2 separate regions of the Homo sapiens genome follow, and region 1 is linked to region 2. The links are chromatin loops, found by intact Hi-C in ENCODE. Cell type or tissue: mammary epithelial cell. All regions are shown on one strand. Each heading gives the region's core, and the rest is flanking DNA. Links, peaks and the distances in the headings are about the cores only.

Evidence for each region. A loop is a pair of places that touch in the nucleus more often than their neighbours do. Peaks named below come from ENCODE experiments on the same cell type or tissue, not always from the same donor. Only the 100,000 strongest peaks of a DNase experiment are listed, where the experiment ranks them.
Region 1: a loop joins it to region 2, with 2.1 times the contacts of the local background. A loop is called at or near these places in 3 of 110 quality-filtered maps.

What each region holds. Positions count from the first base shown.
Region 1 is chr17:9,621,321-9,636,556 of GRCh38, forward strand. CFAP52 (cilia and flagella associated protein 52) reads left to right here. Exons shown (of 14, transcript NM_145054.5): 9 at 7,352-7,500; 10 at 11,568-11,713; 11 at 14,085-14,236. Among named protein-coding and RNA genes, the nearest start is that of USP43, 17 kb to the right of the region's middle. In mammary epithelial cell, for the core only: a CTCF peak has its summit at 7,351; no DNase peak of the experiment used is centred there.
Region 2 is chr17:9,677,280-9,692,515 of GRCh38, forward strand. USP43 (ubiquitin specific peptidase 43) reads left to right here. Exons shown (of 15, transcript NM_153210.5): 6 at 2,952-3,087; 7 at 5,544-5,679; 8 at 9,519-9,630. Among named protein-coding and RNA genes, the nearest start is that of USP43, 39 kb to the left of the region's middle. RefSeq lists an enhancer at 1-139. In mammary epithelial cell, for the core only: no CTCF peak of the experiment used is centred there; a DNase peak (open chromatin) is centred at 8,042; H3K27ac peaks cover 1,703 bases.

The DNA of each region.
Region 1 (15,236 bases), core at 3,041-11,040, 57 kb before region 2:
TTAGAATGGCAATCATTAAAAAGTCAGGAAACAACAGGTGCTGGAGAGGATGTGGAGAAATAGGAACACTTTTACACTGTTGGTGGGACTGTAAACTAGTTCAACCATTGTGGAAGTCAGGGTGGCGATTCCTCAGGGATCTAGAACTAGAAATACCATTTGACCCAGCCATCCCATTACTGGGTATATACCCAAAGGACTATAAATCATGCTGCTATAAAGACACATGCACACGTATGTTTATTGCGGCACTATTCACAATAGCAAAGACTTGGAACCAACCCAAATGTCCAACAATGATAGACTGGATTAAGAAAATGTGGCACATATACACCATGGAATACTATGCAGCCATAAAAAATGATGAGTTCATGTCCTTTGTAGGGACATGGATGAAATTGGAAACCATCATTCTCAGTAAACTATCACAAGAACAAAAAACCAAACACCGCATATTCTCACTCATAGGTGGGAATTGAACAATGAGATCACATGGACACAGGAAGGGGAATATCACACTCTGGGGACTGTGGTGGGGTCGGGGGAGGGGAGAGGGATAGCATTGGGAGATATACCTAATGCTAGATGACACGTTAGTGGGTGCAGCGCACCAGCATGGCACATGTATACATATGTAACTAACCTGCACAATGTGCACATGTACCCTAAAACTTAGAGTATAATAAAAAAATAAATAAATAAATATAGTTTTTCATCAAAGACTACAGTTAACCAATGTTTGTATCTAATCTGCCAAAAAGGCAAGAGTCTCAGCATATTTTTATTTTCACCTTTCCTCCACCATGTCCTGTGTTGAAATTATTTGGAATTCTAGATCTTTGCTATTATCAGTCTCTCTCTCTCTTTTTAACACATCAATCCCCTTAGATTCTTTTTGTTTTGGAATTCTTTCAGAAACAATCTATATACAGAAAATATGGTCTCAGCCAGGTGCAGTGGCTCTTGCCTGTAATCACAGCACTTTGGGAGACTGAGGTGGGAGGATAATTAAAGCCCAGGAGTTTGAGACTAGCTGGGCAAGATGGTGAGACACCCCTTCCTCATCTTTACAAAACTAAATAAATAAACTGGACATGTTGGTGGCACTGCCTCTAGTCCCAGCTACTCGGGAGGCTAAGGTGGGAGGAAGTTTGAGGCTACCATGAGCTACAATCACACCAGTGCATGCCAGCCTGGGTGACAGAGTAAGACCCTGTTTCTATTAAAAAAAAAAGAAGAAGAAGAAGAAGAAGATGATGATGATGATGAGTAGAAGAAAGAAAAAAAGAAAATTTGGTCCCTGCTTACCTGAAAATATGTTTGTTTTACCCTCAGACTTGAATACAGTTTGGTGCAGTATAAAAAGAATTTTAATGGAGTTTGTATTGAAGTATAACATATATGCAAAATACATAAATCATAAATAAGCACCTCAGTGACTTATCACACCTATATGACTACCACCCTGGTAAAGCAATAGAACATTTTTATCATCCCCCAAACACCCCTTCCAATCACTACCCTCACCCTCCTACTTACTACCTGAACTAGTCTCATAGATTAGTTTTACCTGCTTTTGAACTTTATGTAAATAGAATATTTCAATATGTACTTTGGAGATCTTTTTTCTTCTCTGTGGAAGCTTTTAATGTAGTTAGTGTCATACAGATCTTCTTCTCCTTATTGATTTTTAGTCCACTTGTATTATCATTTACTGAGAAAAATGTTAAGGTCTCAGGCAATGAATGTAGAGTTCCACCTTTATTTCTCACAGTTTTTGTTTTGCATATCTTAAAGCTCTGTTATTAGGTGCTGTTAATTATTTGTTATATCTTTTTGCTGTATTGACATTTTTATTAAAGTGTTCCTCTTTGTCTCTAGTAATTCTCTTTGATTTGAAGTAACTTTGTATAATTTTAATGTACTCATTACAGCTTTCTTATGCTTACTCTTAGCATGATATATCTTTTTTAACCCTTTTATTTTTCCATGTGTCTTTATATTCAAAGTACATCTCTTGAAACAGCATATACTTGGTTTTTACTTCTCTATCCATTCTGATAATCTCTGCTTTTATTTGGAATGTTTAATCCATTTACATTTAATATAATCTTTCATATGTTTGTATTAAATCTTTATACAAACTCCATCAAACTCCATCAATGCAATATTATAATTTTTGCTTTAAAGAGTCATAAACATTTTCAAGAAATTAAGAGAAGAAAAAATTTAAAATGTCTTGTGTGCTTACTTATATATTTGACTATTTCTGATGGTCTTCATTCTTTCTTATATATCTAAGTTGTCATCTGTTACCTTTCCCCTCTCTAAAGAACTTTGCTTAGCTTTTTTTGTTTGTTTGTTTGTTTGTTTGTTTGTTTAAGAGACAGGGTTTCACTCTGTTGCCCAGGATGGAGTCAAGTGTCCATTCACCCGCATGATCATAGCACACTGCAGCCTAAACACCTGGTCTCAAGTGTTCCTCCTGCCTCAGCCTCCTGAGTAGCTGGGACTAGAGGTGCATGCCATTTTGCCTGGTTCATTTAACATCTTTTTAAAAGTATAAGCCTCTACTGAATAATTATCTCAGTTTTTATTTATCTGGAAACATTTTTTTAGCCTTTATTTTTGAAGAAAGTTTCACTGGTTACAGAATTCTTGCCCGATTATTTTCTATTTATTCATTAGTTTGAATACATCATTCCAGACTTTCTAATGAGAAGTCATTCTGTATTCTTATGATTTTCTTCTTTATAATATGTCATTTTTCTGTTTATATTTCAATATTTTTTCTTTGCTTTTGTCTTTCATCAGTTTGACTGTGATTTGTCTTTCTCTTTGTGTTTATCCTTTCTTAGCATTTGTTAAACTTTTTGAATCTATAAGCTGATATTTTCCACCAAATTGAGAAGTTTTTCAGCCCTTGTTCCTTAAGAATTTTCACCTTTGCTCACTTCTGTTCCCCTGAGATTTGAATTATCTGTGTTTAGTAATTTGAGATTTTCCTACAGATCTTTAGGCTGTTCATTTTTCTTCAATTTTTAAAATCTTTTTAAAATTATGTAATCTCTATTAAATCTACCTTCCAGTTTACAGATTTTTCACCATCTCCAATCTGTCATTGAGTCCACCTAGTAAATTTATTTTAGTTATTGTACTTCTTACCTATAGAAGAATATATAATTGCTATAAGGTATATAATTATAATATTACATATATAGTTTCTAGTTCTCTGTTCAGATTACCTATCTGTTCACTTATTGATGTGATAGTTTCCTTTAATATTTTGAATGTATTTTAAAATAGCTGCTTTAAAGTTTTTGTCTGCTAATCCAGTACCTGGGTCTACTTGGAATCAGTTGCTTCTGACTCTGCCTTTTTTTTGAGTCATATTTTCCTATTTCTTTGCATGTTTGATAATTTTTTGTTGTTGAAAACTCAGTATTATATAGAATATACTATAGCAACTCTGTTCTCTGAGGATTGTTGGCATGGACTCAAACTGCAAATTTTGCCTCCCCATAGTATGCATCATCTGTTATTCTCATGACTTCCCACTGCTGCTTTTTTAGCCTGGCCTTGGGTTCTTCTGTGTGCTTGCATTATGTAGCAGTCAACCAAGGGTTTATGCAGAGATGAAGCTCATCCTTTCCATGATTTCCTTTCTTTTAGTGACTTCTCCCTATTTTCCAAATATTCTGTTAACCTCAAGCTCTGACACTTGAAGCCTGTGAGGTTCAGCTTCCTGCCATCCAAGCTGAGCTCAGTTGGGGAATGTATTTACTTAAAAAGGCAAGCAAACAAAAAAGCAACAAACAAAAAACCTCTCAGATTGACCCCATGTAGCTGTCTTTAGCAGTAGAATCCTTAAAAAAAATCAATTAAAAAAAAAACACAGTAGAATCCTCCCTGGTCTCTGCCTGCTTGTTCTTCCTCTTGGTATTCCCCCCATACATATATAATTTAGCTACCCAGCAGAGACTTGGGCAGTGTTTATAACCAGAATTTACATCTTATTCTTGTGGTTCTCTTGCCACTAGGATATTCCCCCTTTAAATTCCAGCTGATTTTCTAGCCCTCAACTCTGATCTCTAGCATTGTTAGCTAGGGATACATGTATAATTTAGCTACCCAACAGAGATTTGTGCAGTGTTTATAACCAGAATTTACATCTTATTCTTGTGGTTCTCTTGCCACTAGGATATTCCCCCTTTAAATTCCAGCTGATTTTCTAGCCCTCAACTCTGATCTCTAGCATTGTTAGCTGGTAACGCTATGGTTTTTCTGCCACCTTTTTCTACAGCCACCATAGCTGTGGGAGTTGGAGGCTCCCACATGTGAGAAAGCCACATGCTAACAATTCTCAACCCTTTCCAGTTGCACTCTTAGAAGAGCAAACTCTTCCTGATTTCTATCTACTTTTAGAGGTTTTTGGTGTCATTAAGATTTTGTTATTGTTGTTAATTCATCCAGTTTTTCTAATTGTTATTTGTGAGAAAATGTGTGTGAACCAGTTCAGTGCTCCAGCCTTACAAGATGTACTCTCTGCTTATACTTTTGAGCCCAGTTTTTCTCTACAGCTCTTATCTGGCTGATTTCTATTTATCCATAATGTTTCTGACCTATGTGATGATACTCTTTCCTGCTTTCCTGTATTGTTAAGGGCAAAATTATGTACATCTATAGCTACATCTATATCTATAAATATCTTCATTTCATGGGATTTTAGGTGGGAGAGAGGGAGCACATGGGCTTGGTACCTCATCATGATCCAATCAATTGGGTTCTTTCTGGAACTTAACCTCTCAGACCCTAAACTAAGAACAATCTACCACTTGAATGGTTCAGTTTTGAACTAGGCTTGACTGCCAAGGAAGTGGATAGGCCATCAAGTGTAGAGAGTTTGGAAGAAAGTTCTTCTTTTTTGAGATGGAGTTTTGTTCTTGTTGCCCAGGCTGGAGTGTAATGGCATGATCTCAGCTCACTGCAACCTCCGCCTCCTGGGTTCAAGTGATTCTCCTTCCTCAGCCTCCCAAGTAGCTGGGACTACAGGCGCACACCACCACACCCAACTAATTTTTGTATTTTTAGTAGATACAGCGTTTTGCCATGTTGGCCAGGCTGGTCTCAAACTCCTGACCTCAGGTGATCCACTCACCTTGGCCTCCCAAAGCACTGGGATTACAGGCATGAGCCACTGCTCCTGACCTGGAAAGTTCTTCGGGGGCATTGATTTCATGATATTTGATTTTCATGAGTGGTCCATGAGTACACCTCTTTAAGAGCTTACTTCCCTCAGAGGAGGAGCTCATTCACCAAAGGCATTATCTAATATAAATATCTCTAATTTTAAATAAATATTAACATTCTAGTGTTGACTTGATTTACATTAATCAAGACTGTCTGGCAAGAAGCCCCATCACATCTGTTGTCTCATTCCAGCACTTACTCTTTCTAACTAAGTAGTCCATCATTATAACTGTAACACTAAGCCCCAAGCATTAAATGTGTGGAAGGGATCCACTTATTTTTTGTTTTAATTCTAAAGTGAGTAGGTCTTAAGAGAAAAGGACTCTTTTTTGAAATGTGTTCATGAAAAAATGTAGACATTGCTTGAGATGTACTGAAATCTAAAAATTAGCTTTAATCTCCACAGAGACAAGCTAGAAATTTATACTTATGAACCAAATGGTCTTTATTGTACCCCAATATTACTTCTTCTTATTATTTGAATTGGAATAATCTGTAATCTTTTGACACATTGGTAATTTACATTGTATTTAGAGGTTGCCTTTTTTTTTTTTTTTGAGCTTGACAGACAAAAGAAGGGTTTTGGGTTATCTGCAAACTTGAATTCTGGCACCATTGTCTTTTCCTTTTTGAAAATTTTAATAAGATTGTCTGCTTGGCTGGGCACAGTGGCTCACACCTGTAATCCCAGCACTTTGGGAGGCCGATGTGGGTGGATCACCTGAGGTCAGGAGTTTGAGACTAGCCTGGCCAACATGGTGAAACCCCGTCTCTACTAAAAATACAAAAAATTAGCCAGACATGGTGGCACATGCCTGTAATCCCAGCTACTCGGGAGGCTGAGGCAGGAGAATGGCTTGAACACAGGAGGTGGAGTAAGCCAAGATCGGACCATTGCACTCCAGCCCAGGCAACAGAGTGAGACTCCATCTCAAAAATAAATAAATAAATGAATAAATAAATAAATATTGTCTACTTCACAGGAAAGGGTTTGTTTATTCTCTCTTAATACAAGCAATCCAAGGCTGTATTTATCTCAAGAAATGTTATAGGTGTCGACTTATCTTCAAACTCAGGTAATATACATTAAATATGTTCAGCTTTTTGTTTGTCAATCATACCTCAATAAAGTGGTTTTTATTTTATTTCATTTTATTTTTAGAGGCAAATTCTCTTGTCTCACTCTGTCATCCAGGCTGGAGTGCAGTGGCACGATCATAGCTCAATGCAGTCTCCAACCCCTAGGCTCAAGAGATCTTCCTTCCTCAGCCTCCTAAGAAGCCAGGACCACAGGCATGCATCACTACACCCAGCTAATTTTTATATATTTTTATTTTTTGGGGAGGCAGGGTCTCACTATGTTGCCCAGGCTGGTCTTGAACTCCTGGCCTCAAGTCATGGGATCCTCCTTTCTTGGCCTCCCAAAGTGCTGGGATTACAGGTGTCAGCCACCATATCAGGCCTCAATAAAGTAGTTTTATAGAAAAGACAAATGTTACTATCCTCCAGTCTACCAAGACTTTGTGAGAATTTTAAATTGGCTTATTCTTTTTGAGCAACTTTGTCCCAACCCTTCCTAAAGAGAAAGGACTACAAAAGATGGTCCACAGATGATTAGAGGGCATTAAATACCGTTTACACAAGATGTTTCAAATGGTCTGTAAGACAATCATCAAGGCTTCAGATAATAAAAGGCATCCTTCCCTATATTCTTTTTTTTTTTTTTTGAGATGGAGCCTAGCTCTGTCACCCAGGCTGGAGTGCAGTGGCCCCATCTTGGCTCATTGCAACCTTTGCCTTCCAGGTTCAAGCGATTCTCCTGCCTCAGCCTCCTGAGTAGCTGGGATTACAGGCATGCACCACCATACCCGGCTAATTTTTGTATTTTTAGTAGAAACGGGGTTTCACCATGTTGGTCAGGCTGGTCTCAAACTCCTGACCTCGTGATCCACCCCCCTGGCCTCCCAAAGTGCTGGGATTACAGGTTTGAGCCACCGCGCCCAGCCTTTTCCTATATTTTTGTGAAACACATTTTGGTGTCAAATATGCATCTGGGAAACTGCATCTTTTATGGTTGCATCTCTTGATGGCTTCCTTGCAGTGGCACTGCTGAGCTATTTGCAACCTGTGCCAAGAAGGATATCAGGGTGTGGCACACATCATCCAACAGGGAGCTGCTGCGGATCACCGTGCCCAACATGACCTGCCACGGCATCGACTTCATGAGGGACGGCAAAAGCATCATTTCAGGTAACGTCCACATGTCAAGATCTGGCTTGGGGCTCTAGCTGCGGTTTTGATTCTTGTCACTCTCCTCCCATACTAGTCTCTACATGTGGATAACCTAGAACAGCCTCCCACTGTCCACCCCCTTCTTGCTTCTAATCTAGCCTCTCTTTGGAGTTTCCTTCCAGCTGGGAGACTTTCTGAGCTAGGAAGGACCAAATAGCAATTTCTCCTCTCCCACATTGCTGCATATAGCGTGAATCTTTCTCTCTAGTAGGAAAATTTAGAAGTTCAATTTTGAAAAGGAGTTTGAAAAGGACAGGTCCCCCATGTGAGGACCCTTTTTGTTGTGTAAGAGATAAAACCCTGACTCAAACGAAGTGATGTCTCAAAGGGAATTTATTTTTAACTCAATTTATTATTTTATGCCATTTAGCATAAATTATAGGCAGCGTGATATTCCACCTCTAAAGACTTCAGCATGTATCTCTAAAAATGTTTTCCTTTAAAACAGTAATTTCTCAGTATTGTCTTATGCTAAATCTATCTGTAAGTCTCCCCAGTGCTCAGAAAGTACACATACTGCTTCACATCAATGAAAAGTTCAGTGGATCTTTAGGGACAGCTATTAAAATGGTGACACCAGGAAACCATCTCGCCCCTCTTTTCTTTCTTTCCCTTTCTTTCTTTCTTTCTTTCTTTTCTTTTCTTTCTTTCTTTCTTCTTTCTTTTTTCTTCCTTGCTTGCTTGCTTTTTTTTTTTTTTTCTCAGATGGAGTTTCACTCTTGTTGCCCAAGCTGGAGTGCAATGGCGCGATCTAGGCTCACTGCAACCTCTGCCTCCCGTGTTCAAGCAATTCTCCTGTCTCAGCCTCCAGAGTAGCTGGGATTACAGGCACGCTCCTGCCTCAGCCTCCCAAGTATCTGGGACTACAGGCGTGTGTCATCACGATGGGCTAATTTTTTGTATTTTTAGTAAAAACGGGTTTTCACCATGTTGGCCAAGCTGGTCTTGAACTCCCGACCTCAGGCAATCCACCCGCCTCGGCCTCCCAAAGTGATGGGATTACAGGAGTGAGCCACTGCACCCGGTCCTCACTCCTCTTTTCTTGGCCCTGTCTTCTCCTCCTTGTTAGCGTCCCTACCCCACCCTGCGCATGTCTTCTCCACATAGGGCTGCCAGGAGCTCTGGGCTTACCTTACATCTAGAGCGAACACGGCTCAGGACAGAAATCTTGGAGTCCTCACTGCCTCCCCTTTTTCTCTTATGCCCACATCCACATCCCCTGCTGATGCTCATTTCAAAGTACATCCAAGGTCCCTCACCCCTCATTATCTTCCCCCTTATCCTAGCCACCAGCATCTCTCCCCTAGATTGCCCTCGTACCTTCCTACCACGTCTCCTTGCTTCTCTTCTCACCCAGTATACTTTCCCGCAGTCTGTTTTCGACACAGAAGCCAGAAGCCAGAAGCCAGAGGTCTGTTTTAAAATGTAAGTCAGGGCCAGGCGCGGTGGCTCACGCCTGTAATCCCAGCACTTTGGAGGCCGAGGCGTGAGCCACCGCACCTGGACCTGATTTACATAGCTGTGATTACAAGCATGCGCCACCATGCCCAGCTAATTTTTGTAATTTTTTTTTTTTTTTTTTTAAGAGACGGAGTCTTTTTCTGTCTCCCAGGCTGGAGTGCGGTGGCGCGATCTCGGCTCACTGCAAGCTCCGCCTCCCGGGTTCACGCCATTCTCCTGCCTCAGCCTCCCGAGTAGCTGGGACTACAGGCGCCCGCTACCACGCCCGGCTAATTTTTCTGTATGTTTAGTAGAGACGGGGTTTCACCGTGTTAGCCAGGATGGTCTGGATCTCCTGACCTCGTGATCCGCCCGCCTCGGTCTCCCAAAGTGCTGGGATTACAGGCGTGAGCCACTGCGCCCTGCCCGATTTTTGTAATTTTTTGAGTAGAGATGGGGTTTCGCCTGAGGTCAGGAGTTTGAGAACAGCCTGACCAATATGGTGAAACCCCATCTCTACTAAAAATACAAAAATTAGCCGGGCGTGGTGGCGGGAGCCTGTAGTCCCAGCTACCCGGGAGGCTGAGACAGGAGAGTTTCTTGAACCCGGGAGGTGGAGGTTGCAGTGAGCCAAGATCGCACCACTGCACTCCAGCCTGGGTAACAGAGCCAGACTCCATCTCAAAAAAAAGAAAGAAAGAAAGAAAGAAAGAAAGAAAGAAAGAAAGAGAGAGAGAGAGAGAGAGAGAGAGAAAGAAAGAAAGAAAGAAAGAAAGAAAGAGAAAGAAAGAAAGAGAAAGAAAGAACATAAGTCAGAATTTGCCATATTTAGGGCTCAAAAGTCTTTTACCCTCTAAGAGTAAATGACAAAGATCCCCCCATCACCTACAAGGCTCCATGTGAATTTCTGTCCTCCTTTACCTTCTTACCTGGAGCTCTTCCTCTTACTACTCACCCCTTCTAGCCATACTTTCTTCTTGCTGTTCCTCAAACACACTGGGCATAGATAGAGCCTTTGCTCTGACTCTTATGTCTGCCTGAAATATTCTTTCCCTAGATACCTCCATGGCTCACTCCCTCACCCCCTCACCTCCTCAAATCTTTGCTGAAATGGGATCTACCTTTAGCATTCTATTTTAAACTGCTAAGGTCAAGAGGTGACATTAAAGCTTATGAGAGGGTGCCAGCCATTTGAAGACCTGGGGAGAAAACATTCCAGGCAGAGGGAATAGCAAGTGCAAAGGCCCTCAGGAGGGAGATCGCTTGGTGGATTTGAGGAATAGCAAGAGGGCCAGTGTGTCTGGGGCTTAGTGGGTAGTTGGGCTAGGGGTGCAGGGACAGCCAGTAAAAGAAGTTAAAAGAGATGGCGGGGGTTGGGGGTCGGGCACAAATACTAGTTACCGTGGAGGATAAAGGAGTTTGGATTGGATTTTAATTCTAAGTGCAGTGGGAAAATGTTTTGGAAAGTTTTTTTTTTTTTTTGAGATGGAGTCGTGCTCTGTTGCCCAGGCTGGGAGTGCAGTGCTGTGATCTCGGTTCACTGCAACCTCCGCCTCCCGGGTTCAAGCGATTCTCCTGCCTCAGCCTCCTGAGTAGCTGGGATTACAGGCATGCTGCCACCATGCCCAGCTAATTTTTGTAATTTTTTTTAGTAGAGGTGGGGTCTTGCCATGTTGACCAGGCTGGTCTCCACCTCCTGTCCTCAAGTGATCCGCCTGCCTTGGCCTCCCAAAGCGCTGGGATTACAGGTATGAGCCACTGCGCCCAGCCTCCACTTTTTTTTTTCTTTTTTTGAGACAGGGTCTTGCTCTGTTGCCCAGGCTGAAGTGCAGTGGCGGACTCTTGGCTCACTGCAACCTCCATCTCCCAGGTTTAAGTGATCCTCCTACTTCAGCCTCCCGAGTAGCTAGGACTAAATGGGCATGCCACCATGCGAGGCAAGTTTTTTTTTGTTTTTTTTTTTCATATTTTTTGTAGAGACTGGGTCTTGCCATGTTTCCAGGCTGGTCTTGTGCTCCTAGACTCAAGCAATCCACCCACCTTGGCCTCCCAAAGTGCAAAGTGTTGAGATTATAGATATAAGCCTTTTTTTTTAAATAAAAAAGGAAGTTCTTGATCAAGAAGATGACATAATTTTTAAAAGGCCACACTGATCCCTGCATAAATAAGTGGTTGTAAGCAAGAGTGGAAGCAAGCATAAGCTGTTATCACAATCCAGGAGAAAGATGGTGGTGCCTTGGATGAAGGAGGTACCAGTGGAACTGTTGAGAGGTGCTCAGATTTGAATGTTTTTTAACAGTAAAGCTGGTGGAAATTGTTGATGGATTGGATGTTGGATTGGGTTGGGTAGATGGAATTGAGGGTAATCAAGGAAGACTCAGGCTGTTGGCTTAGGCAACTGGATGGGTGGTGGCAACCTGTAGAAGGGAAAGGGGCCTATGGTGACCAGCATTCAGCTGAGCTGGTCTCTTTCCTCCAGCACAGCACCACTCACCAGGCCTGCCTCTCCTTAGTGAGGCCAGCAGACTGTGGAGAGAGGGTGCATATACTGATCCTGCCTGCCTTTTGTTTCCCTTTCATGCCAGCATGGAACGACGGTAAAATCCGAGCCTTCGCCCCAGAGACAGGCCGACTGATGTATGTCATTAACAATGCTCACAGGATCGGCGTCACCGCCATCGCCACCACCAGTGACTGTAAAAGGGTCATCAGTGGCGGTGGGGAAGGGGAGGTATTGAAAGCAGAAATTTGAAAAAATAACGCTCTGTTTAGAACAACTGCCCTATAGGAAGCCATCTATTTGCTTTTAAAAATACACACCTTTGCTAGTATTCAAGCAGGACCAAATTGACATTTTGATGAGATCTGAAAATATGTCATAAATAAAAGTTCTAATATTATAAATGTATACTTATTTTGAAATGGAGTCTCACTCTGTCACCCAGTCTGGAGAGTGCAGTGGCTCAATCTTGGCTCGTTACAACCTCTGCCTTCTGGGTTCAAGCGATTCTCCTGCCTCAGCCTCCTGAGCAGCTGGGATTACAGGCGCACACCGTCATGCCCAGCTAATTTTTCTATTTTTAGTAGAGATGGGGTTTCACCATGTTGGCCAGGCTGGTCTCAAACTCCTGACCTCAGATGATCCACCTGCCTTGGCCTCCCAAAGTGCTGGGATTACAGGTATGAGCAACCATGCCTGGCCTATAAATATATATCTAAGTACATTTGTACACAGAAAGGACGTTTACAATACAGACATGAAAGTGTTCTATGTGGACTAGAGTTAAGGAATTCATGCGGGTGTTTTGCCAGTGTTTTGGCTTGCTTGCTCTTTTCCTCCGAGGATCGTGGTTGTACGAATTGTCATCTTATCTTTTTTTTTTTTTTTTAGACGGACAGAGTCTCCCTCTGTCACCCAGGCTGGACTGCAGTGGCACAATCTTGGCTCACTGCAAGCTCCGCCTCCTGGGTTCACGCCATTCGCCTGCCTCAGCCTCCTGAGTAGCTGGGACTACAGGTGCCTGCCACCACGCCCAGCTAATTTTTTTTTGTATTTTTTTAGTAGAGACGGGGTTTCACCGTGTTAGCCAGGATGGTCTCGATCTCCTGACCTCGTGATCCGCCTGCCTCGGCCTCCCAAAGTGCTGGGATTACAGGCGTGAGCCACCGCGCCTGGCCCATCTTATCTTTTAAAGCAGGTGATGGTTTTAGCATCAATTATTAAATACACCCAGACGTTTTGACCATTATTTTTAAATGATCATGCTCAACTTTTTCTTCCCATTATTTTGAGGAGGCTGTAACACCTTTTGCTCACACATTTTTCTCTGGTTCTCTCCTCCTCTGTGCCCCAGATTCTTTGCTATCCCAAAGCCTTCCCTTTCTCTTTGAGATATTTTCTTTTCCTTTCCTTAATCCCCTGTCATAGGAAGAACAGAATAGTTTGTGCTCATCTTATTTTTCATAAATCCAACATAGGCACTATAAGAAGGCGTAAGCATCTGACTACTATGTTTTCTGGTGTAGTTGTGACAGATCCTTTGTCCATTAAAGGAATACTGGCTGGGCCTGGTGGCTCACGCCTGTAATCTCAGCACTTTGGGAGGCTGAGGCAGGTGGATCACCTGAGCTCAGGAGTTTGAGACCAGCCTGGCCAACATGGCCAAACCCTGTCTCTACTAAAAATACAAAAATTAGGCCAGGCGTGGTGAGTTGGAGGTTGCAGTGAGCCGAGACCACGCCATTGCATTGCACTCCAGCCTGGGTGACAGAGCGACATTTTGTCTCAAAAAAAGAAAAAAAAATACAAAAATTAGCCAGGTGTGGTGGTGCACTCCTGTAGTCCCAGCTACTTGGGAGGCTGAGACAGGAGAATTGCTTGAATCCATGAGGCAGAGGTCGCAGTGAGCCGAGATCGCGCCATTGCACTCCAGCCTGGGAGACGGACCAAGACTCCATCTCAAAAAATGAAGGAATACCATACTAACTAAACAACTTCCCTTTTATCTATCCTTTTTATTAAAGCATCATATTAATGATTTTAAATTTTGTGTGTAGGTAGTTGTATTACCTATGAATTTCACTCCAGGATAATACACAGGTATTTGGAAATATTTGTGATATAAAATAGGTATTGGATTCAGTAGAGTTGGGAACCATTGCTTTTAAATGATCAAAATTGAACAGCTGATTGTGAAAGTTTAAATATAGCTCTGGGTACTCACGAACTTTCCTGACAGTACCAGAAATTTGAGAGCAGTGATCAGCAAAAGTGAATAGACATTATTTCACTTGGTTTTGCGTTGGCCCTTGCATTATCGATTTGCATAGCAGGTGTCTGATTAAATTTCTCAGCCTGTATGTACAAGCAGGTACAGGATTGTTAGTAGCATTTTTGAAGCTCTGTTGAAGATGATCACATCTTATACATGAATATGCCTGCCCTTCAACTTAGCATTCACACCCCACCCAACCGAGACAAAGACAGGGAATTAAAAAAACACAAATCAAGCATAGCAAAGGGGAAAAAGCTCTTGGAATCTTTTCCTATCCCTTCAGAAGTCCCAAGTGTGGATCAAGATCCTGTGCTCTGTGGCTTTCAGGTGAGGGTATGGCAGATAGGCTGTCAGACCCAGAAGCTGGAGGAGGCCCTGAAGGAACACAAGTCATCAGTGTCCTGCATTAGGGTGAAGAGGAACAACGAGGAGTGTGTCACCGCCAGCACCGATGGGACTTGTATCATTTGGGACCTTGTGTAGGTACCTGTGATGGGGAGGATGCAGTGATACCTGCAAAATCCAATCATGCCAACAGTTTATTGAACATGAGAGAAGATTCACATGGAGGGTAGAAATCTTATTTAAGGCAACACAGTAAAGGGATGTTCATCAGAAGCCGTTCATGACGGTCCATGGTTTATCGATGCTAGTGGGGAGGGTTACAATTTCCAGGAAGAACTGAATGTTAGAAGTTTCTGGGCAGATAGGGAAATAGCTTTCTGTGTCCACACAGTGAAGCATGGTTTAACTTACACGAATTCAACCCTAAGTGTCCCAAATGAAAGGGGGCAAGAAAAATAACGAATGCAAGGTCGGGCGTGGTGGCTTCTGCCTGTAATCCCAGCACTTTGGGAGGCTGAGGTGGGCAGATCACCTGAGGTCAGGAGTTCGAGACCAGCCTGGCCAACATGGTGAAACCCCTTCTCTACTAAAAATAAAAAAAGTTAGCTGGGCGTGGCGGCAGGTGCCTGTAATCCCAGCTACTTGGGAGGCTGAGGCAGGAGAGTCGCTTGAACCCAGGATGCGGAGGTTGCAGTGAACTGAGATCATGCCACTGCACTCTGGCCTGGGCAACAAGAGTGAAACTCTGTCTCAAAAAAAAGAAAGAAAGAAAGAAAGAAAGAAAGAAAGAAAGAAAGAAAGAAAGAAAGAAAGAAAGAAAGAAAGAAAGAGAAAGAAAAATAACTAATGCAGGCAGTGCCTCTTATCATTCCAGTTAGTCAGGTGAAGCCCAGAATGAACTTCCCATGGAGGGGAGGGATGCTGGTGGGACATACATTTGCCTTTCCCCTCGGTTGGCTGCATTCCCGGGGACCTCTTATGCTCCGAGCGTATCACACCCCCATAGAATGACTAACTTCAAACTAACTAGACCAAAGCCTGTGAACTTTATTGTAGGAGTAACTCAAAGGATTTTTGAACAGTGGCTTTTTGAATTTTTGACTATAAGCATTTTTGCTGTGTTTTTATTTTAGA
Region 2 (15,236 bases), core at 3,726-11,725:
GAGGTTAAGTGACTTGCCCAACGTCACTAGCTAGTAAGTGGCTGAGCCAGGATTTGGATTTCGATGGTTTGACTTCATAGCCCAAGTCACCATTGTATATTTTCAGTCTTGGCAATATAAACCAGGACAGTAAAGGAACAGTAAATGAAGCAGGAGGACCTGCTGAGAGAACTGAGGATGTATAACATGAGAGAGAACATCTGGCGGAAGCTGGGATGGCTGTGTTCTACCTGTTTTCTTTTCAAACGAGTCTTAGTAAAGCGATTGGATTCACAGTGCCTGGAGGGGCCCTCATGAGGAATAGGGAGGAGGCCGTGGTGGCGCCAAGCCACATGGCAGGATGGGAGCGGCCCTCAGGGTGATTCAGTAGCTCCCTAGGTTTCTGACCCTGGACACAGTATGTGATTGGCTCTGTGTCCTTAACTGTGACATGGAAATTGACACTTCCCTGACTATCTCATGGGATTTTTTCAAATCAAAAAATATTTTTAACCTTGTTGGGAAGGCATGCCACACATACAATAACGTCTACCTATCTGAAGATTGTGGTTTGCTGGCTTTCTCTACGTTCATAGCTACATTCCTATAACCTCCACGCTTCCTGAGCCTCCCCATCACCCCAGTGGGCTCCTTTCTGCCCCTGCCCAATCAATCCCTCTGACCTCTATCGCTACCTCATAGAATATTTATGACTCTCTCAAATAGCAGGGGAAATGTGTGTATCTTGCTTTGTAAACTTTAAAGTGCACTATGGGGAGTTACTGAAAGAGACGGAGAGAGAGGGGGACAGTGGGTGAGAGTCCTGGGGAGAAAGTGACAGTAAGAAAAGATCAAAAGGGAGAAGTCTATGAGAGGGAGCGTTTGAATAATTAAGAGTGTGAAAAATCTGGCAGGAATTTGAGAGGTGTGATGTGTTGGTTCAGGGAGATGGGAGTCAGTTGGGGATGCCAGTGTGGGACGGGCATTTCCACTGAAACTGAAAGTCATCTATTTTGATGCTTTGTTTTCTTTAACTGGCAAGTGTATTATATTTATGTTATATAAAATCATAGATATATGTACTTGGATTTATTTTTCTATTTTATTTATTTATTTTTTGACGGAGTCTCCCTCTGTCGCCAGGCTGGAGTGCAGTGGCACGATCTCGGCTCACTGCAACCTCCGCCTCCCAGGTTCAAGCGATTCTCCTGCCTCAGCCTCCTGAGTATGCATCACCACACCCAGCTAATTTTTTGTATTTTTAGTAGAGACGGGGTTTCACCATGTTGGCCAGGATGATCTCGATCTCTTGACCTTGTGATCTGCCCGCCTCAACCTCCCAAAGTGTTGGGATTACAGGCGTGAGCCACTGCGCCCGGCCTGTATTTGGATTTATTTATGTCATCTTATTTATTTATGTCATCTTATGCTATTTACCCTGTTTTCCTATTTTGTACCGCCCCTCCCCCCCCATTTTTAGATTGAACAGTCTTTTTCTTTTAGAAGATGATTCTTTTACATTGAGCAATTTTTCTTTATTTCATCTTTTCTGGGATGAAGTACATCCAGAAGATGTACTTCATGTACATGTCAATATGTATATGTAAATATAATATATACATTATATTTCCATTCTTTTAGTGGTTACTAAAATGTCAACTTGCATAATTACGAGTCTAAAGCCAATCTTCCCATGTAACACAAGGATCTTGGTATGCATTAAATCCCCTTATACCTTTTTGATTTAGATATTATTGTCCAGTATTTTAATCCCTTCTCCACCTCCAACTGTAATAGTAATAATAGTTATTATTTTAGCTTTATATAGTTGATAATATTTACCTTTGCCAATGTTTACCATTTTCTTTGGTTCATCATTTCTTCCTACAACTCAAGTTTTCTCTTTGATTCAGGTTTTTAAATCCTGAAATCTATGTATTTATGAATGAATGAATGAATGAATGACAGGGTTTTCCTCTGTTGCCCAGGCTGGAGTGCAGGGGTGTGATCATAGCTTGCTGCAGCCTTGAACTCCTGGGCTCAAGGGATCCTCCCACCTCAGCCTCCTGAGTAGCTGGGACTACAGGCTCATGCCACCATGCCTGGCTAATTTTTTAAAAAAATTGTGTAGAGATGTGGTCTTGCTGTATTGTTCAGGCTGGTCTTGAACTCCTGGGCTCAAGTGACCCTCCCTCCTCAGCCTCCCAAAGTGTTGGGATTATAGGCATGAGCCACGGTGCCCAGCCCTGAAATGCATCTTTTTTTTTTTTTTTTTTTTTTTTTTAATGACGGAGTCTCGCTCTGTCGCCCAGGCTGGAGTGCAGTGGCACGATCTCGGCTCACTGCAAGCTCCGCCTCCCGGGTTCACACCATTCTCCTGCCTCAGCCTCCGTAGTAGCTGGGACTACAGGCACCCAAAATGCATCTTTTTAACGAGAACTTCCCAGGCAGTGTACCTTGAATAGGTTATGTGTGCTGAGATATTGATTTCTTCAGCATCAGGGTAACAGAGTTGGGTCTAGGGCAGTCAGGGCCCCCACAGTAGTCACCCCTCTACTCTGCTACAAAACCATCTCCTATTTACTTCAATGTTTGGTAAAAATTTTTTTTATGTATGCAATCACGTGAAAAAGGTTAGTAAACCTATTCAGAAATTCTTTCACTCTGTAGTAAACACTCACTTTTTGTTCACATGAAGAGGGCTTTATTTTGTTGTCATTTTTCTATGCTTGTTTAGCTGGGTATAAAACTTAGATTTTTTTTTTTTTTTTCAGTTTCTTTTTTTGTTGCACTTGAGATGTCTGAGGACAATCTAATGGTTGTATCTACTATGCTGCCTTATTACTAAAAATAAGTAGCCAATTGGAAGGAAAAGGTGAAAAATGGGTGTTGACTATCAGTCACTTTTAGATTTCTTATCTGTTGATTTCTCTTTCAGAAATCAAGAGGGAAAATGATCTTTCTCATTTCAGGTGATCTTGGTTGAACTGTATCCCAGTGGATTCCAGCGGTCTTTCTTTGATGAAGAGGACCTGAATACCATCGCAGAGGGAGATAATGTGTATGCCTTTCAAGTTCCTCCCTCACCCAGCCAGGGGACTCTCTCAGGTATAACAGGTGCTTTGCACAATTTTATTTGGCTATGATGAGTTACAGGTTTCAGAGGATACTCCTTGGGTGCAAAGGCATAAAACATCCAATTTTAGCACTTGGAACAGTCAGACTTATTATCCCTGGCATTCGTTGTGTGCAGATGGTTGATATTAAAAATTATTCACCTAACACAAGTATTCTCAAAACTAAGCTTAGTGAATATTAGAATCACCTGGAGGGCGTGTGAAAGCAGATTTCTGGACCCTACCCACAGAGTTTATGATTTGGGTGGCCTGGGGTGGGGCCTAAGAGTTTGCACATCTAACCAAGTTCCCAGGTGATGCCGATGCTGCTGGTCCAGGAACCACACTTTGAGAACCACTATTTGGTATAGATGCTGGAGTCATCTTTGCCGTCAGGATTCCTATGGGTCAAGATTTGTGTGTGAAGTAAAATGTCTACAAATTTGAGCAGTACGTGGTTAAAGTTTTATTAAATGACTTTTTAACAAAATAGTTCCACTTCTTAATGCTTGCTTTTCCTATTCCATGGACTGGCTAACATGGTCAATTTCTAACAGTCCTTTTTATTTGTAGATCAGGATACATTTTGGCCAAGTTAGTGAAGAAGACCCATATATATATTATATATTATATGTAATATATAAAATATATGTTATCTATTACATATAATATATAATATATATAAAATGTATATTATATATCATATATAATATAATATATGACATATACTATATAATATATACTATATAATATATACTATATAATATATACTATATAATATATACTATATAATATATACTATATAATATACTATATAATATATACTATATAATATATACATTATATAGAATATATTATATAATATATATTTAATATGTATTTAATATATTTGATATATATTTAATAATTATATATGTTATATATAATATAGATAAATATATATAAATATATATATAAATAAATATATATATAAATAAAATAAATAAAATAAATAAATATATATAAATAAATATAATATAGATAAATATGTAATATATTATATAGCTAAATATCTATATTATATATAGATAAATATATATAAAATATATTATATATATATATATATATATATATATATATATATATATATATATATTTGAGATGGTTTCTCACTCTGTCACCCAGGCTGGAGTGCAGTGGCGTGATCTTGGCTCACTGCAACCTCCACCTCCTGGGTTCAAGTGATTCTCCTGCCTCAGCCTCCCAAGTAGCTGGGACTACAGGTGTCTGCCACCACGCTTGGCTAGTTTTTGTATTTTTAGTAGAGATGGGGTTTCACCATGTTGGCCAGGCTGGTCTCGAACTCCTAACCTCAGGTGATCCACCTGCCTCAGCCTCCGAAAGTCCTGGGATTACAGGTGTGAGCCACCACACCCGGCCAGAAGGCCCATATTTAAAGGACCCTGTGCCAGTGTTACTTTATACCCCAGATGATTCCTACGCCCTGGCCCCACATTTTGGCCAGCCTAGGTAGCAGGCTATGGGAACTGGATGTTTGAAGTTCTCTGAGTTGACAGGGAGATGCTGGGCATTGGAATCTAGAACAAGACATTAACTGACACTGACTATATTACAACCCAGTGAAACAAGTTCTCCTTTCAAATTCAATCATGGTGGACACATCTTTTCCTTGAAAGTCAACATTTCAGAACTGATTGCAAATGGAGGCTAGTCCAATTCCTCTACTTCCTCACTGGTAAAGATTCTCACCCATCTCTATATACTTCTTATGTTGGCTTTCTAAGAGAGTAGATAAACTGGGGACTCTGTAATGAAGTCATAAAAGCAACCAAAATTATTTTGGAGTATTTTTCAGGTGACTTGAAATATATTAGTTAAATTCTTGTTCCTGTTTTAAAACTATAGGGTGATGGCCAGGTGCAGTGGCTCACGCCTGAAATCCCAACACTTTGGGAGGCCAAGGCAGGAGGATCACTTGAGGTCAGGAGTTCAAGACCAGCTTGGCCAACATGGTGAAACCCCATCTCTACTAAGAATACAAAAAAATTAGCTGGGCGTGGTGGTGCACATCCACAATCCCAGCTACTGGAGAGGCTGAGACAGGAGAATCATTTGAACCTGGAAGGTAGAGTTTGCAGTGAGCCAAGATTGTGCCACTGTACTCCATCCAGCCTGGGGGACAGAGCGAGACTCTGTCTTAAACAAACAAAAAACTATTGGGTGAACACAATTGCAAATTCACTACCATATTCTTGATGTTCGTATGCCAGGCGTCAGATGGCACAAATGCCATGAACCTCATTATCTCCTCCCCTAAAGCCCTCTAGTGGCCCCCCATTGGTGGTTAATAGATGCTCAAAGAGAAAGAGGGACTAGAGAAGCTAAGGCTCTGACCCAGGAAAGCAGCTCCTTTAGGAATATGAACAAATGTCATTCTCTCCCTTCTAGCTCATCCACTGGGTCTGTCGGCCTCCCCACGCCTGGCAGCCCGTGAGGGCCAGCGATTCTCCCTCTCTCTCCACAGTGAGAGCAAGGTGCTAATCCTCTTCTGTAACTTGGTGGGGTCAGGGCAGCAGGCTAGCAGGTATGTTTCACTTTATTCTTTTTTCATGTGGTGTCTGGGATTTGTAGACCTGTACTTGGGAGCCTGTCTAGAGTAAAATTAAACATTTATTCCCAAGGTTAATAAACTAGGAGCCAGAAGTAGGGTCCTTTCTGATTAAGAGGATTAGAAATATCTGCCTTAAGCATTTGGCTAACGTCATCATTCCTAACCATCAGACATCAGAGGCCTTCCTATTAATCGGAGGAACAATTTTTACTGCCTTCACCACTGTTATTTTATATTGTAAAACCTAGGCGGTGCAGTGCTAAAAGAAACTGGCTATAAGAAAAGAGGTGATAATTTGGTTGTCTGTCCAGAAAACCAAGAACTGGAAAGTGATTGGCAGTAAGGAAAGGGTTCAGGAAATTGATGGGTTATATAACAAATATACAAAAACAGATAGCTTTCTTATATAGCCCAAATAAAGTGTTTAAAAGACAGAATTACATTAAGATATATTTAGATGGATAAAATGTTTCTAAAAATGTATCTTGAATAATAAACTGGTAAAAACAAAAAGATTATTTAATAATAATTAAACTATTATTAATTAGCTCAGCTTTTAAAAATCAATTAGCCCAGCCTTACTTATTGAATAATTCATTAACTCTTAGTAATATGAAATACATCATTTTTATCATGTAATAAATACTTACAGATAGTTGGTCTATTTTGTTTGATTTAATTGCATATTCTTCTGCCTGTATTACAATATTTTAATAATTTCAGAATTATGGTATATTTCATATTACTACAGAGTGAGTGAATTGTTCAAAAGTAAGGCTGGGCTAATTGATTTCTTTGTTGCTTTTTATTTTAAATAGTCAACTTTTTACTCCTGCTATGAATTCACACGTATAAATTTCAGGTTGACTAGAGAGGTAACTAGAGAAAAGGAAGCCATGAAATAACTTAAAGATGGCCGAGGTGGGTGGATCATGAGGTCAGGAGTTCGAGACCATCCTGGCTAACACGGTGAAACCCCATCTCTACTAAAAGTACAAAAAACTATCCAGGTGTGGTGGCACGCACCTGTAGTTCCAGCTACTTGGGAGGCTATGGCAGGAGAATCGCTTGAACCCAGGAGGCAAATGTTGCAGTCGGCCGAGATTGCACCACTGCACTCCAGCCTGGGCGACAGATCGAGACTGTCTCAAAAAAAAATTAATAAATAAAAAATAAAAAATAAATTAATAAAGACAACATGGGAGAATATTTATGTCCTTGGGTGGGGGCTAGTTTAACATCAAAGTCAGGAGGCTGTAAAGGAAAAGGCTGATGTTTTAAATATATTTAAAAATTTAAACTAAAAGCAAATTTGAAAGGCAAAGGACAAATGAGGAAAGATATTTATGCCATGTGAGAGGTGAAGGATTTATGTCCATCCTCGAATTTTCCAGCTCTTGAAAATTAAGGAGATAAATACCCTTGGTGAAATGAACCACAGAGATGAACATTAGTTCACAGAAGAAATACAAGCATAGGTTAAAATATTCAGCATCAGCTTGGCACGGTGGCTCACGCCTGTAATCCCAGCACTTTGAGAGGCTGAGGCGGGCGGATCACCTGAGGTCAGGAGTTTGAGACCAGCCTGACCAATATGGAGAAACCCCATCCCTACTAAAAATACAAAAGTAGCCGGGCATGGTGGCTCACGCCTGTAATCCCAACTACTCGGGAGGCTGAGGCAGGAGAATTGCTTGAACCCGGGAGGCGGAGGTTGCGGTGAGCCGAGATTGTGCCACTGCACTCCAGCCTGGGCAACAAGAGTGAAACTCCATCTCAAAAAAAAAAAAAAAAAAAAAAATCAGCATCATTTGTAGTGGGAGAAATTCTGGTTGCAATAGCAAGATACTATTCTTAACCTCTTAGATTGTTAAATGATTTTTAGAAATTGATAATACTCATTCTGGGCCAGAGTCCGGGGAATCAGGTAAATTGGTATGGCTTCTTTGGAGGACAGTTTGGGAAGAAAGAGCTTTAGTCTTGTCTTTCTACTTCTGGAACTTTACCCTAAGGGAATAATTGTGCGCTCAAAGGTTATGTCCAAGGTTATATCTAGTTCCTGCGATAAGCAAGCATTGTTTAAATAAAAACTTGGAATGCCTCACAGTACAGGATGGATTAAGTAAACCGATCTGTCCATACAACAATGGACGCACAGTGCCCTTGCCTGTCCAGACAGATCACCTCATATTTGTGTTCTGCTTTAGCCAATTTTATTCAACAATTTCACATTCTTACCTCATTGGGTCTTCACACAGGCTGCAGCGAGGCCAGGAAGCAGTGAGTCGCTAGTGATTTGTCCAGGAGTACCCACGGCAGAGTTAGGGCCCATAGGCGCAGGCTCACCCAGCATTCTGTACACCATGAGCTCACTGCTGTGCGCTTACTATGTTGGGACATGGATACCATCCCAGTGATGAGAATATTCTCGATACCCCAACCAAAGTTGTGTCATCTGGATTTATGTCTCTGCCTTGCCTTCCCCTGGCTCCAAGCTTGTCTTACTCTATTCCCTGCTGTGAGTAAGAGATTTTGCCAGCTAGCTGGTCATTTTGAGTAATCTGTTTACACAGCAGCATCTACCTGGCTTTGTGTCACTGGGCCTCTGCTTACATTGCAGTGTCTCCATTTGTTACAAGGTTCTCTGATTGGCAATTTTGTATTGTGTTTGGCTTTAAAAAGCATTTACATTATTTTTAATCGACACATAATTGTACATATTTATGGGGTACGGAGTGATATTTTGATACATGTACATAGTGTGTAATGATCAAATCAGGGTAATTGGCATAACCGTCACCTCAAACATTTATCATTTCTTTGTGTTGGGAAGATTCAAAATCCTATCCTCTAGCTATTGAAAGCATACAATAAATTATTGTTAACAATAGTCACTCTATATTGCTATAGAACACTAGAGCTTATTTCTCCTATCTAGCTATAATTTTTATTCATTACCTAACCTTTTCCTAGCCCCCACTGGCGCCTCCCAGCCTCTAGTAGAACCACTATTCTACTCTACTTCTGTGACATTAACTTTTTTAGATTCCACATGAGGGAGTACATGCAGTATTTATCTTTCTGTGCCTGACTTATTTCACTTAACATAATGTCCTCCAGCCTCATCCATCTTGCCGCAAACAACAGGATTTCATTTCTTTTTTATGGGTGCATAGTATTCCGTTGTGTATATAGACCACATTTTCTTTTTCATTTCTTTTCCATTCATCCACCGATGTACACTTAGGTTGATTTGGAATCTTGGCTATTGTGAATAGCCCTGCAGTAAACACAGGAGTGCAGAGATCTCTTTGACATGATGATCTTTCCTTTGGATAAATACCCAGTAGTGGGATGGCTGGGTCACATGGTGGTTCTATTTTTAGTTTTTTGAAGAACCTCCATGCTTTTCTCCACGGTGTCTCCATTCCCACCAACAGTGTATAAGAGTTCCCTTTTCTCCATATCCTCACCAGCATTTGTTATTTCTTGTCTTTTTGATAATAGCCATCCTAACTGGGGTAAGATGATATCTCATTGGGGTTTTGACTTGCATTTCCCTGATAATTAGTGATGTTGGGCATTTTTTCATATGCCTGTTGGCTACGTGTGTCATTTTGAGAAATGTCTATTCAGACCCTTTGCCCATTTTTAAATGGGATTCTTTGGTTTTTTTTGCTGTTGAGTTTTTGTGCTTAGCTCTTGTCACTTATCCTATTGACAGGAAGCCAGGGTTAGAACAACCACTCATGACTGGTGGATGTTGCTGGTTTTTCCTTTGCTGGGATAACCCGATTTCCTTGGATTTTCAGGTTTGGGCCACCCTTCCTGATAAGGGAAGACAGAGCTGTTTCCTGGGCCCAGCTCCAGCAGTCTATCCTCAGCAAGGTCCGCCATCTTATGAAGAGTGAGGCCCCTGTACAGGTCAGTGGTGTGCATGCGTGTGTGTGTGTGTGCGTGCATGCGCATGTGCATGCGTGTGTGTGGGTGTGTGTATTGGGAGGGGTGGAATTTAGTGTAGCCCAGGAGAGGATAATTTGCTGTTAAAGAGTGTTCATACTGTTTTATAAAATGACTTAGATTTATTTGCAAGGAAGTAACCATCTTATAGTCTGTAGTGTTTTACTTTTGTGCCATTACAAAATACCTTTCATGGGCAGAGCTTTTTCTTATTAAATCTTTCAAAACACCATTGGGAAAATGGCATTTACATTAAAACGAAATTTTTTTTTTCACATTTTCCATCATTCCCTAAGCATTTACATTATTATTCCCAATTTTGTATGTTTATGGCTTACCATAGTTTTTCCTAGAAGATAGCATATTATAATAAATTGTAACTTTTATGTTTAAATCAACAATTTCAAGGGACTTGAGATAGAATTTCTGGGAAAATTAAAATGGATGATTATGTCCAAATATGAAAATCTAAATGTTAAAATAAGTTTGTCCAGTTTTTTAAAAACTAAGATAACTCAAAGGAAAACATTTGCCTTATTTATTTATTCTCAGATTGGTAGTTTCCAAACAAAAACAGCATGTTTAAAAACTATTGATTTTTTGTTTTTAGCTCCTATAATATCAGAAACTATTCTGATGGTTGCTTGACACAGAAGATGTTGAAATTTTTAGGGACAGGTCAGTTGTGTCAGATTCCTATTGTCCCCTAACTATTCCCATAGTAAAAGCTTTTTATTTGGGGCACACACAGATCTTATCTCAGAGATAATTCCTCATAATTCATGTTCCTTCCTGCTCAGCAAAAACCATATGTTTGATTTAGGATTTATACCAAATAACATTTTGTTAAAAACCTTCACTACATTTGTCCCAACTTTTATCTCTAAAGGATTTTGTTCAATGTACTGTAGATCAGATCCACCAAAGTGCCCAAATTAGAAACTCCTCTGCAAGTAGGTCAGTCTATCCGGTGAGAGTTTTGCCTTCTCCCAAACCTTGAGCTACTGATTATCGCAATGGATGAAACTATGCTTTTTTTGTTTGTTTGTTTGTTTTTTGAGACGGAGTCTCACTCTGTCGCCCAGGCTGGAGTGCAGTGGCGTGATCTCGGCTCACTGCAAGCTCCGCCTCCCGGGTTCACGCCATTCTTCTGCCTCAGCCTCCCAAGTAGCTGGGACTACAGGCGCCCGCCACCACGCCCAGCTAACTTTTTTGTATTTTTTAGTAGAGACGGGGTTTCACTGTGTTAGCCAGGATGGTCTCGATCTCTTGACCTCGTGATCCACTGGCCTCGGCCTCCCAGAGTGCTGGGATTACAGGTGTGAGCCACCGTGCCCGGCCAGATGAAACTAATTTCATGTGAGCATTTAACTCAGCCATCCTTACTCTTACCTGCTCACACTCCTGTCCTGTTTTTTTTTTTTGAGATGGAGTCTCGCTCTGTCACCAGGCTGGAGTGCAGTGGCGTGATCTCGGCTTACTGCAACCTCCGCCTCCCAGGTTCAAGCGATTCTCCTGCCTCAGCCTCCCAAGTAGCTAGGACTACAGGCAAGCGCCACCACACCCAGCTAATTTTTGTATATTTAGTAGACACGGGGTTTCACCATGTTGGCCAGGATGGTCTCAATCTCTTGGCCTCATGATCCTCCCACTTCAACCTCCCAAAGTGCTGGGATTACAGGCGTGAGCCACCACACCCAGCCACACCTGTACTTTTGCCTCCATACCTTTGCAGTCATTTTAGCTTTATTTTATTTTTGAGGCAGGGTCTCACTCTGACACCCAGGCTGGAGTGCCGTGGTGCGGTAATGGCTCACTGCATCTTTGACCTCCCAGGCTCAAGTGATCCTCCTGCCTCCGCCTCCTGAGTAGCTGGGACTGCAGGTGTATGGTACCGTACCCAGCTAACTTTTTTTTGTTTGTTTGTTAGAGACAGTTTCACCATTTTGCCTAGAGTGATCTTGAACTCCCGGGCTCAGTTGATCCATCTGCCTCAGCCTCCCAAAGTGTTGGGATTACAGGTGTGAGCCACTGTGCCCAGCCCAATTTCAATTTTAGAAATGGATCAAGCAATCAATGGGGCCAGCAAAATACTAATACGGGCAACCTTTGACTCAGCCACAGATGCTTTTTCACAGATTCACGGGTGAATGTATGGTCAGACATGCTTTTCTGTAGGAGTAATGTGTTCTAGATGGTTGTGAGGCTTCCAGGCTAGCCAACCCATTTAACCCATAATTCTTTTAATACTATATTAAATACTGGTTCAAATATAGTCATTTGAAGAGAATATATTCAGGAGTCTCAACATTGAACTGAAGAGATTAAACATATTGTATTGAAGGTTTGGACATGAACTTCCCTAGCCAAGAATTGAGAACAGGAAAGTTTCTTACAAAAATGACCAGTTTACTGGATAGGATTAATTTGCATGTATTATGAAAAAAATAAAAGCTATCAATGCCAATTTTTTTTTTTTTTAAAGAGATAGAGTCCCACTCTGTTGGCCAGGCTGGAGTGTGGTGGTGTGATCATAGCTCACTGCAGCCTTGAACTCCTGGGCTCAAGTGATCCTCCCACCTCATCCTTGCAAGTAGCTGGGACTACAAGCACCTGCCATCATGCCTGGTTAATTATTTTAATTTTTTTGCAGTGATAGGGTCTCACTGTGTTGCCCAGGTTGGTCTTGAACTCCTGGCCTCAAGAAGTCCTCCCACATTGGCCTCCCGAAGTGCTGGGATTACAGGCATGAGCCACCATGCCTGGCTACCCAAACACTTTTATGGTATTTTGTAAACGGGGGTGTGTGAGGCCAGCACTATTTGTGTGCAGGCAGAGTAGGCTGCCTCTGTGCAGATGTTGGTGCCGTAATGATGGCTGACTTTTGCTGTCCAAACAACAAGGCTCCATTAGGGGCGGAGGAAAAAGAGTCTTCTCCCCCAGATTTAAATTAACATTCTCCTTAGGGAGAATACCCTTCCGTGGCCAACCCTCAATCAAAGCCCCTGAAGTCATCTTACTTCCAGACGTTGATTTCGTCTTTGTTGAAGCCGTAGACGAACTGGAACGTGGTTAGAGTCTGGCTAGACGTATGAGCTCCCTGCCCTTCACACTCAAGACCCCCTGCAGCCCAGTTCCAGTTTACCCACCAGCCTTGTGGCCGATGCTCCCTGCACACGTCAGCTCCCACAGCCAAAGGGGTCGGCTCACAACTCTCTGCATCTGTTTCGGGTCATTCTGTCCTACCATGTGTCATTCCTCTTTCCTGGAATTATGATGCTTTTCTCTTGTTTTCCTCTCATAATTCAACCTAGGTTTCCTCCATGGTTTTTAAGAAAACATGTCTGCCTTTTACCTTTGTCAGAGTTTGGAAGAAAATTTTATTTTATTTCTGGTTGTCAAGATCATCAGTGACAAATTTAAGCACCTATTTCTTTTATTTGAATGAAGACCCCGTTGATTTTTTAAAAAATTTTGGTAAAAGATATATACATTTATTTATTTTAACCACTCATAAGTGTATATTAATTACATTTACAATGTTGTATCACCATCACTACTATGTATACTCCCGATTTTTTCATCATCAACAAAAACTTTATTAAACATTATACTGATTAAAACAAAAACCTTATACCTATTAAAAAACTAAAATGTTGCCAGACGTGGTGGCTCACGCCTGTACTCCCAGCACTTTGGGAGGCCGAGGCAGGTGGATCACCTGAGGTCAGGAGCTCAAGACCAACCTGGCCAACATGGTGAAACCCCATCTTTACTAAAAATACAAAAATTAGCCAGGTGTGGTGGCAGGTGCCTGTAATCCCAGCTACTCGGGAGGCTGAGGCAAGGGAATCACTTGAACTGGAGAGGAGGAGTTTGTAGTGAGCCGAGATCGCACCACTGCATTCCAGCCTGGGTGACAGAGCAAGACTGTCTCAAACAAACAAACAAACTATACCTATTAAACAACAATTCCACGTTTTCTCCTCTGCCTAGCTCCTTGTAGCTACCATTCTACTTTCTATCTGTATGAATTTTCCTGTTTTAGGTACCTTATATAACTAGAATAATATAATATTTATCTTTTTACATCTGGCTTATTTCACTAAATGTCATGTTTTCAAGGGTCATCTGTGTTGTAGCATATCTCAGAATTTCCTTCATTTTTTTTTTTTTCTTTTTTTTTGAGATGGAGCTTCACTCTTGTTGCTCAGGCTGGAGTGCAATGGCGTGATCTCAGCTCACTGCAACCTCCACCTCCCAGATTCAACTGATTCTCCTGCCTCAGCCTCCTGAGTAGCTGGGATTACAGGCACCCGCCACCACACCTGGCTATTTTTTTTTGTATTTTTAGTAGAGATGTAGCTTCTCCATGTTGGTCAGGCTGATCTCGAACTCCTGACCTCAGGTGATCCATCTGCCTCAGCCTCCCAGAGTGCTGGGATTACAGGCGTGAGCCACCGCGCTGGGCTGCCTTCATTTTTAAGGCTAAATAATATTCTGTTGTGTATATATCCCACATTTTGTTTATCCATTGTTGGTGGACACTCAGGTTGTTTCTTTCTTTTGACTTGTGAATCATGCTGCCGTGAACATTGGTGTATAAATATCTGTTCAAGCCCCTCCTTGCGACTCTTAGATATACACCTAAGAGAATTAAAGGTTATATGGTAGTTCAACATTTAACCTTTTGAGAAACTGCTGAACTGTTTTCTACAGCAGCTGTACCATCCATTTTATGTTCCCACCAGCAATGCATAAGGGTTCCAGTTTCTCCAAATTCTTGCCAATGCTTGTTATTTTCCATTAAAAAAAAAATTAGGCCAGGTGCGGTGGCTCATGCCTGTAATCCCAGCACTTTGGGAGGCCAAGGCGGATGAGGTCAGGAGATCGAGACCATCCTGGCTAACATGGTGAAACCCCGTCTTTACTAAAAATACAAAAAAAATTAGCCGGGTGTGGTGGCGGGCGCCCGTAGTCCCAGCTACTCAGGAGGCCGAGGCAGAGAATGGCAAGAACCCGGGAGGCAGAGCTTGCAGTGAGCTGAGATCACACAACTGCACTCCAGCCTGGGCGACAGAGCGAGACTCCATCTCGAAAAAAAAAGAAAATTAAAACAAATTTAATTGTAGGCTGGACGTGGTGGCTCATGCCTGTAATCCCAGCATTTTGGGAGGCCGAGGTGGGCGGATCGCGTGAGGTCAGGAGTTCAAGAGCAGCCTGGCCAACATGGTGAAACCCCATCTCTACTAAAAATACAAAAATTAGCCAGGTGTGGTGGCAGGCACCTGTAATTCCAGCTACTCAGGAGGCTGAGGCAGGAGAATCACCTGAACTCAGGAGGCAGAGGTTGTAGTGAGCTGAGATTGTGGCACTGCACTCCAGCCTGGGCGACAGAGTGAGACTTTGTCGTCTCAAAAAAAAATTTAATTATAGCCATCCCAGTGGGTGTGAAGTGGTACCTCAGCGTTGTCTTGATTTGCATTTCTCTAATGACTAATGATGTTGCTGATCTTTTCATGGGCTTCTTGGCCATCTGTACATCTTTGGAGAAATATCTGCACAAATGT